2 separate regions of the Homo sapiens genome follow, and region 1 is linked to region 2. A link is a loop called in an ENCODE intact Hi-C map of the cell type or tissue named here. Cell type or tissue: dorsolateral prefrontal cortex. All regions are shown on one strand. Each heading gives the region's core, and the rest is flanking DNA. Links, peaks and the distances in the headings are about the cores only. Region 1 overlaps LOC124901432 (a long non-coding RNA gene). Region 2 overlaps MTHFD1L (methylenetetrahydrofolate dehydrogenase (NADP+ dependent) 1 like).

What was found. A loop is a pair of places that touch in the nucleus more often than their neighbours do. Peaks named below come from ENCODE experiments on the same cell type or tissue, not always from the same donor. Only the 100,000 strongest peaks of a DNase experiment are listed, where the experiment ranks them.
Region 1: it touches region 2 in a loop (1.9-fold over the local background); 5 of 110 quality-filtered maps call a loop at or near these places.

Annotation. Positions count from the first base shown.
Region 1 is chr6:151,140,150-151,148,482 of GRCh38, forward strand. All of the region lies in intron 1 of LOC124901432 (a long non-coding RNA gene), which reads right to left. Among named protein-coding and RNA genes, the nearest start is that of MIR12131, 42 kb to the left of the region's middle. In dorsolateral prefrontal cortex, for the core only: no CTCF peak of the experiment used is centred there; no DNase peak of the experiment used is centred there.
Region 2 is chr6:151,021,638-151,029,970 of GRCh38, forward strand. The region is part of intron 24 of MTHFD1L (methylenetetrahydrofolate dehydrogenase (NADP+ dependent) 1 like); the gene reads left to right. Among named protein-coding and RNA genes, the nearest start is that of MIR12131, 77 kb to the right of the region's middle. In dorsolateral prefrontal cortex, for the core only: no CTCF peak of the experiment used is centred there; a DNase peak (open chromatin) is centred at 3,664; H3K27ac peaks cover 2,117 bases.

The DNA of each region.
Region 1 (8,333 bases), core at 120-8,119, 120 kb after region 2:
ATGTGCCTTGTTCACGGCTGCATCCCCAGTGCCTAGAACAGTGCCTGGCTGAGACAAAATTCCAATTATTTAGAGGGTAGAGGAAACAGGTGGATGCACGGTCCTTTTCACACTGACCATTGCTACTTGCGGGCAGGGAGACCAGGGAGGAGCCCAGGGCAAGGGAGGCCCCCACACCTAGGAGATTTTTGAAGTCAGAAACACACCCTAAAGATGCTCATGGCCTCTCATCTGCCTTTCTCCACCAGCCCTCACGTTGTACTTGGTGAATACGCTGCTCCGACTTTAAAGTTTCTTCCTAATAAGAGAGATCTAGGTTTAATTAAACCCAAGTAATAGAAAACAAGGGCATTTGGGCACATTCGGCTCACACAACAGGATTCCCTACTTAGCCTGTCCACTAAAGGGAGTTTCTACTGTCAAAGTTATTATTGCCCTCTGTGTGAAAGAAGAAATGTGTACAAAGCACTATGAGTTAATTAATAATTGTTGATTGACAGTGATTGGCATGTAATATTGGTGCCCCAAAAGAAATTTTAAAAACAGGTTTCTTTAATCTTTGAAAAATGCCACGTGAAGAGGGTCTTCATTCTCGGTGTTACTCTCCCCACCATGCCAGCTCCCCCTATATTCCTGTTGATTTGAGGGATTGTTCTTAACAGAAATAAGTTGATTTATTCCTGTTGATTACAGGGATTCCTGTAATCCCTGATGTATTCCTATTGGTTTTGTCCCAAGTTCAGTGCCAAAATTGCTCTGGTTGGGAGAAAACTTGAAAATGGCCATTATCCAAACCTAAAGCTGTTCCCAGCTGGTCCTAAGGCTACAGATGTTTCTCTACAACAGCCCAAATCACAGAGACAGGGGATTGGCCTACACACGGTGCTTCAGAGGCTCCCCTGAAGCCGACCCAAGGGGAGTCTACTCTACATGCTTGGGACCCTGCAGGAACCAGATAAAGATGTAGTCTTTGGACCATCGCATCTAGTGGCAGTAATATTTATTGAGCACTTACTATGTGCCGGGCACAGTTACTCATTTAATACTCACATGATCCCCAAGGAAGAAGTTACCATCATCATCCCCATATTATAGATGCAAAAACTGAAGCCCAGAAAGATTAAGTCACTTGTGAAAAATATGGCAGGGCCCAGACTTGCTGCCAGGCAGGCAGGCAGCAGAGGCGGCATGCTTAGCTGCAAGGCTATGTTGCTTTTGTCCAACTCTTGCCTTTTTTGCTGTTGTAGCCATTTTTGTTTTGCCAACATACAAAAAGAGTTTAATACATGAAAGTTATCTAAAGCCATTCAGTCTCTTCTTTCCCTCTAGAAGCCAAAGCTGGAGAGATTCCAATCACGGCATCACTGCGCATAGACATTCTCCTTTTAAATGCAAACACCTTTGATAAGAGTAACTCAGGCCTGAAAAGAGAGCTCCCAGAGGACCAGGACCTTCTTTATCTGCATGCCCAGGACTAAGCAGGGTATCGGGTAGTGGGTGCTCAGTAAGTATTTCTTGAATGAACCTTGGTGAGTATTTAATGGTTTCATGTACCTTGTTTTATGAGAACAAACTTTTGTTGAGTGATTGCTTTAGCCTCCTAGTCTGTTAGGCTCTAAATATAGCAAAGAATGTAATCTAGTTCCTGTCCTAAAGGAGCTTCCGGCCTACTGGGAGAAGAAAGAGACTAGTAAGCAAATAATTACAGAAAAATAAAGCCACAGTGGGTGTGTATAGCATTGCCCTATGGGAACACGGGGCAGGACAGCCTAAGACAATCTGGGCGTGTGCGTGGGAGGATTAAAGGAATTTCCAGTAGTGCGGGGAGGCTGGAATCTACAGTAGTCCCAGGAATGGCCCCAGGAGGAGTGCCTTCAGTGGAGGCTGGGAAGGGAAGGAGGCCAGATCACAGAGGGTTTGTATACAGACAGGGTCCAGGTGGGCCAGGCCACGCCCTACATTTTGGCATAGCTATTAATAGTCTCCCATTACTCACTAGAGCATCCCAATCAATTATGCAGACATCCTATTTATATTTATGTAATATGTACCATATATATACATATATATATGTATATATATATAGACTAAGGACTTGAACTTCATCCAACCACTTGCATTGCAAATGTAGAGGAATGTTAAGATAATAAGATAGGCCAGGCGCGGTGGTTCATGCCTGTAATCCCAGCACTTTGGGAGGCCGAGGCCGGTGGATCACGAGGTCAGGAGATTGAGACCATTCTGGCTAACATGGTGAAACACCATCTCTACTAAAAATACAAAAAATTAGCCGGGTGTGGTGGCGGGCGCCTGTAGTCCCAGCTACTCGGGAGGCTGAGGCAGGAGAATGGTGTGAACCCGGGAGGCGGAGCTGCAGTGAGCCAAGATCCTGCCACTGCACTCCAGCCTGGGCGATAAAACGAGACTCCATCTCAGAAAAAAAAAAGATGATAAGATCAATAGAATGTAGATTTGACCTGGGAAGAGGAGGAATAATCAGAGTCCAGTTGTGCACATATGTAACTGCCCACACCCGGCTTCAGGGGTTCTGCGTCAGAATCACTTGGGGTTTCATAAAATGGACAGTCACCCTAACTCAGTCAGACTCTCTAGAGGAGAAGCTGCGGAAACTGTAGGGTTAACAAGCCACCCAGATCATTTTCATGCGCTCCAAAGTATGGAAACCACAGACTGAAACATCACCAAGCTAACAGGTGCCTGAATGAGGTAGGAGGAGGGGGGCATAGCAGCTCTGCTCCAATGCTGTGTCTGCTGAGGGACAGGCCCGCAGGCCCCACAGAGTCTGCTCTGAGTATCCAGGGGCAGAGGAGGACATCTGCTCCTGGGAGTGGGGAGAGAAAATAAAGTAAGAACTATAACTAATCACCAGGCCAGGCAAGGTGGCTCATGCCTGTAATGCCAGCACTTTGGGAGGGCGAGGTGGGTGGATTGCTTGAGGCCAGGAGTTCAAGACCAACCGGGCCAACATGGTGAAACCCTGTCTCTACGAAAAATACAAAAATTAGCTGGGCATGATGGTGTGTGCCTTTAGTCCCAGCTACATAGGAGGCTGAGGCAGGAGAATCCCTTGAACCGAGGAGATGGAGGTTGCAGTGAGCCATGATTGTGCCACTGCACTCCAGCCTGGGCAACAGAGTGAGACACTGTCCCCCCTCCAAAAAAACGAAACAAAAAACCACACACACACAAAAACTAATCACCACCTTCATAAAAGCATCCAGGGCTGCCCTCATATTCAAGGCTTGTGCAGAGATAGAGAAAGAACAGGCAGTAGAGGAAAGGACGGCAGGAAGAAGGAGCCAGCAAAGCCAGGACTCTGCTGGGAACAGAGGGCATTGGGCTGTGGGGCAGGAAGTTAAAATCCAGGAGTGTCCTACCCGTGCAGGATGTCCCATCACATTCTTTTCGTAAAGGGCCCCCTGCGTCCTGTGCAGGCTGTGAATTGACATCAGCCCCTGCCTGACCTCCACCCCCAGCAAGCTTGCAGCCAAGCTGCAAACAGAATTCATGTCTCCTGATTCCTAAAGGTTCATTCTGAAAAAAGAAGGAAATAAAGAGAGAGAAAAAGAAAGAGAAAGAAAGAGAGAGGGGCTGGATGTGGTGGCTCATGCCTGTAATCCCAGCACTTTGGGAAGCTGAGGTGGGCAGATTGCTTGAGCCAAGTAGGTCAAGGCTGCAGTGAGCCGTAATCGTGCCACCGTACTCCAGTCTGGGTGACAGATTGAGATCCTGTCTCAAAAAAAAGAAAAGGAAAGACAGAAGAAAGGAAGAAAACAGAGAAAGAGAGGGAAAAATAGAGAGAGAAGAGAGTAGAAAAGATAGAAAGAAAAGGAAGGAAGGAAAAGAAAAAGGAAGAAAGAAAGAGAGAAAGAAAAAAGGACCAAACTTAGAACTGTTGTGAGTTTGGGCAGGAAAGAGAAGGCCAGCTGAGTCACCGTCATCAAGCAACGACACTTGGAACATCTCCTGGCATCAGGGTTTTCAGGAAAGGGCCCATTTTCTAACCTACCAGCGAGCACAAGGAAGATACCTGTTGGCAGGTAGCTTTCATGTACACTGACACTTTCCACCGTGTTCAAACTATCAGCTAAACCTGTCAATATTTTCCTTCTCCTCAGCTCTCCCTCTCCTCTTTGGCCGCCTATCCTTTTTTTTTTTTTTTTTTTTTTTTTTTTTTTTTTTTGAGATGGAGTCTTGCTCTGTCACCCAGGCTGGAGTGCAGTGGTGCCATCTCAGCTCACTGCAAGCTCTGCCTCCCGGGTTCACACCATTCTCCTGCCTCAGCCTCCCGAGTAGCTGGGACTACAGGCACCTGCCACCACGCCCAGCTAATTTTTTGTTTTCTCTTTTTTTTTTTAGTAGAGACGGGGTTTCACCATGTTGGCCAGGATGGTCTCGATCTCCTGACCTCGTGATCTGCCCGCCTCGGCCTCCCAAAGTGTTGGGATTATAGGCGTGAGCCACCGCACCTAGCCTGCTCCTATCCTTATTGATTGCCACCCTTCTCAAGACCCTCTGTAAAATTTCTGCATTCCTTCTAAACACAGAGCCCAAACAGCAAAAAGGATCTAATCAACAACAAACTCCCTGTTCTTATTTGCCAGACTTTTAATATTGTTTTAAGACACAGTTAACTTGCATTCAGTTTACAGCTCACTGTTGCTTATGTTCACTTCAGAGAAGTCTGTCTTTCTCAGCAATATAAAAACTGAAAACATTCTTCCTTAATTTGTATCTGGGTAGTTTTACTCTTAACTCAGTTGAGCTGCTTTAGGTCAAATGGTATCCCAAAATTTCCTAAAGTATGTTTCTCAGAGCAGGAGTATTAGATTATGTTCCTGGCTTAGGGATCAAATTAGGTGGAAGGGAGGTGGTAATGCAGACATCTCTTGGAGATTTACAATGATGGTAGCATGTAGAAGGCTGCGAGAAGTCTGCATTTTTCTAATTAAGTATTGCCCTGCTTACTAGCCTACTCCTGACACTGCAACCTCTAGCATCTCTTTCTGACTTCCCGGGAGCAAGGGCTTTCCTGGTGCTGGACCAACATGTCTCCCTAAATCCTCCACGTGGCAAAATGATATTCCTCACTATGTTGCTGATGACAAGTTTCAGGGTTTTTTCTTTCCCCAAATGAAATAAATGTCTTTGATTGCTTTTTATTATTATTACAACTATTTTTCATATTACTATATATTATATAATTTATTATTATATTATATATTAATAACAAGCAATACAGAGCAGCAAAAGAATGTAAAACATCTACGCTCTCAACAAAAACCACCGTCAACATTTCTTTCTAGATTTTTCTTTTTTTTTTTTTTGAGACAGAGTCTGGCTCTATCGCCCAGGCTGGAGTGCAGTGGCGCTATCTCAGCTCACTGCCAGCTCCACCTCCCAGGTTCATGCCATTCTCCTGCCTCCGTCTCCCAAGTAGCTGGGACTACAGGCACCCGCCACCACGCCTGGCTATTTTTTGTATTTTTAGTAGACACGGGGTTTCACCGTGTTAGCCAGGATGGTCTCAATCTCCTGACCTCGTGATCCGCCCGCCTCAGCCTCCCAAAGTGCTGGGATTACAGGCGTGAGCCACCGCGCCCAGCCGTTCTTTCTAGATTTTTCTAGGTATAATGTGTAATACATGTGCTTACGTATTTTTTTATGAGTTCATACCGTAATGTATTTTTTTAACTTATCAGTGATTTGAAGCTCACCATAATGTATTTTTATACAAGTAAATTAGTAACATCTTTCCACATCGAGAGTTCCATTTCTGTAATGTTATTTTAACAGCTACATAGGATTGTTTTGTATGACTGCAGCATAATTAATTAATTGATCCCCTATGGTGAGACATGTGGATTGTTTTCAGCTTTCCTTTATTCCAAGCAGAACTGTGATGAACATTTTTAGAGTTACAGCCTTGCACGTTTTCTCAGTTATTTCCTCAGGGTAGATTCCCGGAAGTAGAATTACAATGTTCCTTTTGACATGGTGCTGAGATCACGGGTAAGCACCAAGTGTGTGCAGGTAGGTCCCAGTGGTGGGTTAGGAACAGGCAGGATCCCCTGTTCCCTTCTCACAGGGACGGCACATTCACGTGCCCCACAATGCTTCTGCTAGTCTCCTTGACAAAGTACCACCAACGTGGTGGCTTCAAACAACAGAAATTTCTCTTAGTTCTGGAGGCCAGAAGTTTGAAATCAGACTGGGCATGGTGGCTTATGCCTGTAATCCCAGCACTTTGGGCGGCCAAGGCCAGTGGATAGCCTGAAGTCAGGAGTTTGAGACCAGCCTGGCCAACATGGCAAAACCCCATCTCTACTAAAAATACAAAAAATTAGCTGGGCATGGTGGCCAGCGCCTGTAATTCCAGCTACTCAAGAGGCTGAGGCAGGAGAATCGCTTGAGCCCAGGAGGCGGAGGTTGCAGTGAGCTGAGATTGGGCCACTGCACTCCAGCCTGGGCAACAGAGCGAGACTCCATCCAAAAAAAAAAAAAGTTAGAAATCAAAGGATTGGCAGGGCCACACTCCCTCTGAAGGCTCCACGGGAGAATCCTACCTCATCTCTTCCAGCTTCTGGTGGTCCCAGGCATTCCTTGGCTTGTGGCTGCATCACTCCAATCTCTGCCTCTGTCTTCACAAGACTTCCTCCTCTTCTCTCTCGATCTGTGTTTTCTTCTCTTCTCTCTCTTATAAGGACTCTTGTCATTGGATTTACAGCCCACCACATAAGTCAGGATGATCTCAGCTCAAGATCTTTAACTTAATTACATCTGCAAAGATCCTTTTTCCAAAGAACATCACCTTATGGGCTCCAGGGATTAAGGCAAGGCATGTCTTTGCAGGGGCCACCATGAAACCCATTGAGATGTGCTTCCAGGCTAGAAAGAGTGGCCTTCAAACTGGTACACACATGCATACATATGTGAGCAGGGGACATTCTTACCAAGTACAATCTTATGTGACACCCCAATATATAAAGGGGGTAAGTGGAGCTGTTTGGCTGAGGTGGAATGCAGGGAGAGCAGCATCACTCCATCAAGGACACACTGGATTGTAGGGGACGCAAGGACTCCAAGCCCTCGATGTCTTTCAAAGGAGGTCAGAGGGAGGGCCACATTGTACTTGCTGTCCTTGGGAGAACGCCCCAAACCCTCCCTCTCTGGCTCTGCGCCTTGGCCCACACAGGCCCCGTCTCTTTGCCACCACAGAGAGAATCAGGCACCCAGAGAAGTTCTGCACATGATAAGAAGGACTTGGGTGAGAATCACACGGAGGTCCTGACTTACAGTTTTTTTGAAAAGCAAATCATTCGCATATCTCAGCAAAAGTCCTCAAAGGACATTCCTGAGTTTCAGTGGGAGGAAAAATGAGTTGCTTTCTGAGCCCTCTCAGCACCTTTCTGGACTGGTGAATGTTACAATATGCTGTGTTGCTACAACTTTATCTACAAACTGGGCCCGAGCGTCCGACACAGACTGTTCCTGCACTCACAAATGACGGTGTATTCCAGAAGTTCATTTGTAGGTGAGTTGTTTGCATCTCAGAAAGCCTTTTCCCTCTGTCGGGGGCTAGAGATCTCAATGTCTATTGATTGTTACAGACAGCAAGACAGAGCTCTTGTAGCTGGCTGGCCTCCACCGTGGGCCTCGCAGAGCCCCCAGACTCAGAGCCCTGGGCAACACTGGGCTTGAAAGCAGGGCTAGAAGGGAAGGGCAAAATGGGGCACAGGGTCTCCCAGGCACTCAGCAGTCATGGGCATTGCTGAGGGGGTGCCAAGGACAAGAGGGTTGAGGGGCAAGACGGTCACCATGGGGGTGGCTGCAGAAGGCCGGAGCAATCTGTATGTCAGATAACTTGGTGGGGCAGGCCTGCCTGTATTGTTGCCATCTGGCTAATAAGGATTTGAAGGCTGTGAAAGGGAAGGGGTTTTGCTGTAATCGTTTCCTAGGGCTGCTAGGAAAACCAAGTGCCACCAACTGAGTGGCTTAAAGCAACAGAAATGTATTCTCTCGCAGTTCTGGAGGCTGCAAGTCTGAGATCAAGGTGTCAGCAGAGCTGTGCTCTCTCTCCCGCCTTCTGGTTGTTGCCAGCAATGCTTGGCGTTCCTGGCCTGCGGCTGCATGACACATTTCTCTGCCTCCGGTGCTCCATGGCCACCTCCCCTCTGCACGCCTGTCTCCACATGGCCTTCTCCCTGTCCATGTGTCTCTTCTCATAAGGACACCAGTCTTACTGGATCCTAATGACCCTATCGTAATATGATCACATCTGCAAAGCACCTATTTCCAAATAAAGTTACATT
Region 2 (8,333 bases), core at 23-8,022:
ACCTTCAAGAATTCTCCTGTAACTCAAGGTAACTTTGTCAAACTCCAAGATTGGTTTATTTTGCTCTGGGTTAAAACCAGGAATTAGAAGTCAAGTCTCCTAAAGCACTACTGAACTAAACCAAGACACTGACGTTTTTCCTTCTCCGTGAGAATTGGGAGCCCTTAGTGATATCATAAAACATCAGTCATTTTTGCAAAGAAGGAGGTATGACCCGGAGAAGTCAGCTTGACATTCAGTCGGAATATTGTTTGTTAAATGAGGAGTTAAGGTTGAAAATCATCTCTGTATCCTTCCTCTAGCCTTGCAAACATTTTAAGGTGTAGCCTTGACAGCAAGACAGGATAGTGTTTGTTTTTATTAAAAGGTCTTTCCTGTTCCTTGCGTGAAGCCATTCTCTTGATCCCAGTGGGGGCTGGATGAAGGAAGAGCAAAACAAACCACGAAGACAGCCTGGAGCCGCAGCCAGCTCTGCTGACTTCTGAACTTCACGCTCTCACTGCCCAGATGGCCAGGGGTGTTTCCTCCTCTGCTGGTCTTTTTTAAGGCAGGATGTTTGTTGTTATTGTTGTTGTTTTTCTGGTTGGTTCTTAAGAAATTATTTTCTACATCTTGAAAATGCCAGCTGGAACCTACACCAGTTGTTGGTGGGGTGTGAGAACTATCCTTTACATGGACTTGGAGCATTTGCAACTAGAGCCTCCACATTGAAATAAACATTTAAAAATGCATATCTATGGATATACAGTGGGGGATCTTCCATTGTGGTAAAAATATGTATAACATACAATTTCCCCTTTAATCGCTTTTACATGTATAGTCTGTGGCATTAAGTACATTCACATTGTACATACAGGGTTTAATTAATAGGATCTTAAAACTTAAAAGGGTATTGATGCACATCTCTGTTGCCTTTTACATTTCACAGTAATTAGAAGGGAAAAAACACACTCTAGGTTGAAAGGCTGTCCTTTCTTTTGGTTGTCCTTGTCCCTGGAAAAGCTGTCTTCCCCCTCAGGGCCTTTGACCTCCCCCGGCTCTCCCTCCCATCTTCAGACACGCCCAGGGCCAGCCTGAGTCAGTAGCCCTTTCTTCAGCGCTCCCTCTTCTCCTGTTGTGCATTAGAATGTTTGGAGTGTTCTGTGGAAAGCTGGTCCTTACATTTTCCAGTCAGTTATGCATCTCACTCATAAACCTGTTTCTTCCCCCATGCTCTTTAATATTCTGCTTTCTTAATTATGGTTGAGCTGCCTTTAAACAGTCTTAGATTGTTCAATGTGAGTGGCTTCAACAAGCCTCCCATAAGCCTCTTATCCCCTGGCCCCCTTTCCATGATCCAACCCCAAATCTCCAGATACCCCCTGCTTTTTTTATGTTTTTTTGTTTGTTGGTTGGTTGGTTGGTTTTTGGGTTTTTTTTTTTTTTTTGAGGCAGAGTCTCGCTCTGTCACCCAGGCTGGAGTGCATTGGCACGATCTCGGCTCACTGCAACCTCCACCTCCCGGTTTCAAGCAATTCTTCTGCCTCAGCCTCCTGAGTAGCTGGGATTACAGGTGTGGGCCACTATGCCCAGCAAATTTTTGTATTTTTAGTAAAGGCAGAGTTTCACCATGTTGGCTGGGCTGGTCTCGAACTCCTGACCTCAAGTGATCTGTCCTCCTCAGCCTCCCAAAGTGCCGGGATTACAGGCATGAGCCACTGCACCAAGCCCCGGATACCTCCTGCTTGACCAGACCTTCTGCAAACACACCTTAGATCCCTCTCAAATCTAGATGCTTCTCCAACACTGGCTTCTAGGTTCTTTATGAAACCTCTGCTGGCCGGCAGTATATAACCCACCACCCAGCCTGCCAGGCACGTCATTCAGCTGTGTTAGACAGTTTCGAGGGATCTGCACCTGTCATGAGCACTGGCCCAACCTTCTCAAAGCATCCCACTCATCCCTGTGATTCTGGCAAAGCTTGCCCCAGCTTTCTTTCCTCGATGGTTGAAATAGCACCCAATGAGAAAAAAACAGTGGCCTGTATTTATTATACTTACACATGTCACAAGAATCCCTGTAGTGTCATTGAAAGCTTTCTTCTAGCATGCAAAATGATTGTCACTATGATGTAAGTTTCTAGAAATGCCTTATTTCATCTAAAATTATGAGAGAAGGTAAAATGATGAACTATCAAAGTCACACTACATGTTGGCCGGCTGCCTTCTACCACTCACTCCATCCCTCCCCAGGCTTTCTGACTTAAATTTAGATCACATGAGACCATTGCAGTGGAGAGAGTGTCCACTTTCTCAATCTAAAAGCAAGCTCGTGAAGACCATTAAATATGATCACAGGAACAAACATTAAAGGTACCACACGTAATGGACCACTTAAGACAGAAAACTACGATCTTAGGGTTTAGGGGAAAAAAACACTCAAACAGCACAGGCTTCCAGTCTCCCCAGTCTCTGAGAGGTTGGGATTTTTTTTTTTAATAAAGTACAAGGGCTCCTTGAACATGAACACGGAACGAGCGTTGCACCTGTATTCATTCATTTCGCTCTTGTAACACATTGATGTTCCTAAGTCAGATTTGTAGAAGAGGAACGAGCAGATGCATCATGAGAACACTGTGCTTGGCCAGGCGCGGCGGCTCATGCCTGTAATCCTAGCACTTAGGGAGGCCAAGGTAGGAGGATCGCTAGAATCGAGGAGTTCAAGACTAACCTGGGTGACATGGCAGATCCTGTCTCTACTAAAAATATTTTAAAAATTAGCCAGGCATAGTGGCACATGCACTGTAGTCTCAGCTACTCAGGAGGCTGAGGTGGGAGGATTGCTTGAGCTTGGGAGGCAGAGGTTGCAGTGAGCCAAGATCACCCCACTGCATTCCAGCCTAAGCAACAGAGCCAAGCTCAAAAAAAAAAGGCCAGGCACGATGGCTCCCTCCTATAATCTCAACCCTTTGGGAGACTGAGGCGGGCAGATCACTTGAAGTCAGGAGTTGGAGACCAGCCTGGCCAACATGGCAAAACCCCATCTGTACTAAAAATACAAAAATGAGCCGGGCATCGTGGTGCGTGCCTGTAATTCCAGCTACTCTGGAGGCTAAGGCCCAAGAATCACTTGAACCTGGGAAGTGGAGGTTGCGGTGAGCCAAGAACATGCCACTACACACCATCATGCCCGGCCTGTTTTTTTTGTGTGTGTTTGTTTTGGGTTTTTTTTGAGCCTGGGCAACAGAACAAGACTCTGTCTCAAAGAAAACAAAACAGAACACTGTACATGAGTGTTCCTGGGCCCAGCAGAGTGCTCGAACCAGTCAGCACTTTGCCCTCTTTTGGGTGAGATGAGATCTTTAAAATCACTTATTCCCATATATTCCGTTTTTTGGCATTGCTACACTATTCTATTTGAGAGTAATAAAAGATTACCCATGTGGATTTCTTACTATTTCATGTGGAGAAATGCAGCTTTTCTAGCGGCGAGCCTTTCTTCCATTTCCCAGAGTCCGGTTACCCTCACCGCACCCCAGGTTTGCCGTAGAAGGATGAGATTCCCTACATGTAGGCGTCTTCAGAGTGAACCTGTTGCTCAGGGCCCGCGAGCCCACAGGGCTCCATGCCCACTGAGCAGGCTCGTGGACGTCGGCACGTAGCTCAGATGTGCTGATTTCCAGCCAAGGACATGCTTTGTGTCAACGATACAGGGGCCTGTTGTTCTCAGTAACAAGGGCAGAGCCGCTCCCGGGACTCCAGTTGGTATTGGTAATGCAAGCCCTTGCACCTAGTGTGGTGTGGTCAGTATAAATTAATATCGACAGCTTCATGTTGTACTTTAATTTGAAGTACAGGAAAGGCTGCTTGCCAAACTGTATTTGTAGATCATTTAAAATTTATGCTTCATTTAAAATGCAAAATACGAATGGAAATAATTACTGTGTATCCGGAAATGTCTATTCAACTTACAAGTTTATTAATTGATCCTTCTCTTTACATGTTTTACGGGACTTGGAATACACTTTGCTAATATCACAGCATAGGAAGATTTAACCCATATGAATTCAACTCTGTAGCCTTGGTGAAAGAAAAGAACCATGTATTTGTCATTCACTGTGGCCCCCGATGTATGCCAACGACTTCATTTGGTGCAGGGCTGAAGAAATGGCAGTGTGTTCCAATACTTCACAACAGTGGGGCCTCATTAAGAGATGCTAGGGTATTGAGAGTGGAGTGTTACATAGTGTTTTTCATAGGTCTTCTAAAAGATTTTTCAGAGTTGCTGACTTAAGAATTTGGCCTCTGAGTAAGATGAGACGCCCCTACTACGTTATAAAGCCTTCATGGATCTTTATTTCTAACAGTTCATTTTTAAACTTTTGTTCCATTTCATTTTATTTTGTCCATTTTTTGTCATCAAAAAATTATTTTAAAATGTAACAGCTCTTCTAGAATGTACAGATCAATTTTATTCCACTAAAAAACAGGACTTCAATAATTTAATTGAAGAATTCTAGTGAGCATTTCCAGAGCCTTTCCAAGAAAGCTATACTGTTTAACTTTGAGTGACTCAGCTTCTAGGACCCTGGTCCACCACACCTACAAAATGAATTTAATAAAGCATGAAGGTCACCAAATCCTCTACTATTTCTTCGTGGAGTCATTCAGCTAGTGTTTATGTTGTGCCTGCTCTGTGCGAGAGACTGTGCCACCAATATAACCACTGGTCACAGTTATTTTCTAGAGCCATACTGCCTGATATCCCATGTGGCTAAGATTGACAGTTCAGTTTCTGGATTGTTCCAGTCCCATTTCCAGTGCTTTTAATAGCCACATGAGGCCAGTGAACACACGATACATCTTCCATTGTGATAGAAAGTGGCAGTGGACAGCTTTGTTCTAGAGTATTTCCGTTTCTGAAATACATGTTTAAGAAGTTTGGAAAGGAATTAGTGTAGAGTATGAGAAGGGTTACATTTTTGGTGAATATGAAGATTTAACATAATGTTAGTTCAAAAATGACCAAAGACACAAGTGTAGACACCAGGCTTTTGAAGTAGCTAATATGTTAAGCAGCTGTGCATTATATAGACAGAATATTCACTATGTCCCACTCAGCCCTGTGTTTGACACCATTTCACCTTGGCTTCTGCCTTTCTTTCCCTTCTTTGCCTATTGAGATTTTTCCTGTCCTTTCTATCCTTTTTTTTTTTTTTTTTTTTTTTTTTTGAGGCAGAGTCTTGCTGTGTCACCAGGCTGGAGTCCAGTGGCACGATCTCAGCTCACTGCAGTCTCCACCTCCCGGGTTCAAGTGATTCTCCTGCCTCACCCTCCCAAGTAGCTTTGACTACAGGAATGCGCCACCACTCCCAGCTAATTTTTGTATTATTTAAATAGAGATGGGGTTTCACCATGTTGGCCAGGATGGTCTCGATCTCTTAACCTCATGATCCGCCCACCTTGGCCTCCCAAAGTGCTGGGATTACAGGTGTGAGCCACCGCACCAGGCCTCCTGTCCTTTCTTTAATGCACTATTCCAGCTTTTTTTTTAATATCTTGCCAGCTTTTGCTGATTTTCATGCCTCCCTCTGCAACCTGTGATCTCTTGACTTTAATAGTAATGTTTATACAGAGTCTTGACTGCACACTCTCTTCTGTCATCGTTGTTTGTTGTGTCTCATTGTCCCCAATCCATCAGAAGTTCTTGGTACACAAAGTCCCTGAAGCTGTATGAACAATGCCCTGACGTCTTGAAAGGACTTGCCATAGGTGGTTATTTGATCACTTAGCAGATGCCTTTGGGATCCTACTTTGTGCAGGCCACTCTCCAAGGCACAATGTGGCAAGTAAATATATTAGTCAATATTTACAGAACCAAGAGAAAGCCAGCAATGATTAATGCATAAACAGTCATAAATTGGCCATTTTATTTGTTTATAAAAGCTATCATTTACTACAGAGAAGTACAAGTGAATATCAAGCTCAGATCAAGACCTTTGGACTGAGCTTGGCTTTTTTTTTTTTTTTCTTTAAAGATTACACTTCTCCCCCAAATCAAGCAGATTAACCATAGGAAGTTCCTTGCCTGCTAACAGAATATAAATAGATTGCATGCAAGGGGAAGGACCTTATCAGGGCAGATTTTAGTATTTACACTAAACCCAAAAGATTATTTCCTTAATTGTACTTGTGAGTGAAAAACAAAAATTGTAGCAGGAGTCCCAAGAGCACTCTGGCCATGGGCTTTTGAGCTGTGAGTTGAAGCACTTTATTCAGCATGTGGCTGCAGGGTTGTAGCTCAGGTTGTAGACAGTGCATTCTCTTCAGGTCCCAGGAAACAGTGTCATACCTGTGGAAGCCACCAGAATGCACCTTCATCTTCTCCAGTGGTGGCGAGGTTGAGGCCAAGCATCAGAAGTGCTGAGTGCTGGGAAACTGTGGGGCTGGATAGATGGCAGTGCCTGCTGGGAAGCACACAGCCCTGGGTTGAGGCAGGGAAGCAGGGCCGCCCAGTTGGGATTCATTCGTACTACTGGCCCCTCACAGTACCGTCATGTGTGGGTGGTCGCGCTTGTCCTACAGGAAGTAAACCACAACTACTCATCTCACACAGTCAGCCCGGCACCTCCTTGGAATTCCCAAAACACTTTCCAATAAACATTGGAAAGGAAGAAAGTTTAGTTGGTAACAAAAAAATGTATGTTGCCTTACGCCCAAAAGCATTGAAAGCAGGGACTCAAGCAGGTACTCATGCAGCCCTGTTGATAGCAGCATTGTTCCCAGTAGCTGAAAGGTGGGAACCCCCTTGTCTGTCAGCGGGGATCAGCTAAATATGGCACACACATACTATGGAACATTATTCAGCCTTGGGAAGGACACCTCCTATCACACGGATGAACCTTGAGAACATTATGCTAAATGAAATACACCAGACACGGAAGGACAGATACTGCTTGATTCCACTTGTAGGGGCCTGTAGAGCCGTCACATTCATAGACAGGAAGTAGAATGGTGGTTGTCAGGGGCCAAGGGGAGGGGCATGGAAAGTTGCTGCTTAATGGGTACAGTTTCAGTTTTGCTAAATACAGAGAGTTCTGGAGGTTGGTTGCCCGACACCATAAATGGACTTAACGCTACTGAACTGTACACTTAGAAATGGTTAAAATGGTAAATTAGGCCAGGCATGGTAGCTTGCGGCTGTAATCCCAGCACTTTGGAAGTCTGAGGCAGGCAGATCACTTGAGCCCAGGAGTTCAAGACCAGCCTGGACAACATAGCAAGACCCCCATCTCTACAACAATTTTAGAAATTAGCTGGTGGCTTACACCTGTAGTCATAGCTACACAGTATGCTGAGGTAAGAGGATCACTTGAGCCCAGGAAGTTGAGGCTGCAGTGAGCCGTGATCACATCACCGAACTCCAGAATGAGACCCTGGGTCACAAAAAAAGAAAAGAAGATGGTAAATTATATGTTATGTGTACGTTACCAAAATTAAAGTTCTTAAAAATATATATTTTAGGCCAGACACAGTGGCTCACACCTGAAATCCCAGCACTTTGGGAGGCCGAGGCAGGCAGATCACCTGAGGTCAGGAGTTCAAGACCAGCCTGGCCAACATAGTGAAACCCCATCTCTACTAAAAATACAAAAATTAGCCAGGCGTGGTGGCGGGAGCCTGTAATCCCAGCTGTTCGGGAGGCTGAGGCAGAAAGAATTGCTTGACCCAGAAGGCAGAGGTTACCGTGAGCCAAGATCGCGCCACTACACTACCAGCCTGGGTAACAGAGTGAGACTCTGTCTCAAATAAATAAATAAATAATATATATATACATATTATATAGATAGATAGATAGATTTCTTACAAAACATTTTCGTGTTTAAAAATAACAAATCAGGCCAGGCACAGTGGCTCACGCCTGTAATCCCAGCACTTTGGGAGGCCGAGGCAAGCGGATCACCTGAGGTCAGGAGTTTGAGACCAGCCTGACCAACATGGTGAAACCCTGTCTCTACTAAAAATACAAAATTAGCCGGGCGTGGTGGCACATGCCTGTAATCCCAGCTACTTGGGAGGCTGAGGCAGGAGAATCACTTGAACCCAGGAGGCAGAGGTTGCAGTCAGCCAAGATCTCGCCATTCCACTCCACCCTGGGTGACAGAGTGAGTCTCTGTATAAAAAAAATTTTTTTAAATAACAACTCAGCCATCCACTCGCATCAATTTATTCACTAGTCATTCGATTGCTATTACTTTGCTCCCATGTGAGTTTTTTAAATTATTAACAGAAAAATCACACTCTTTATTTTTGAATTATGATCTTGAGTTCAGTAAAGAATGCATTCTGTTGATT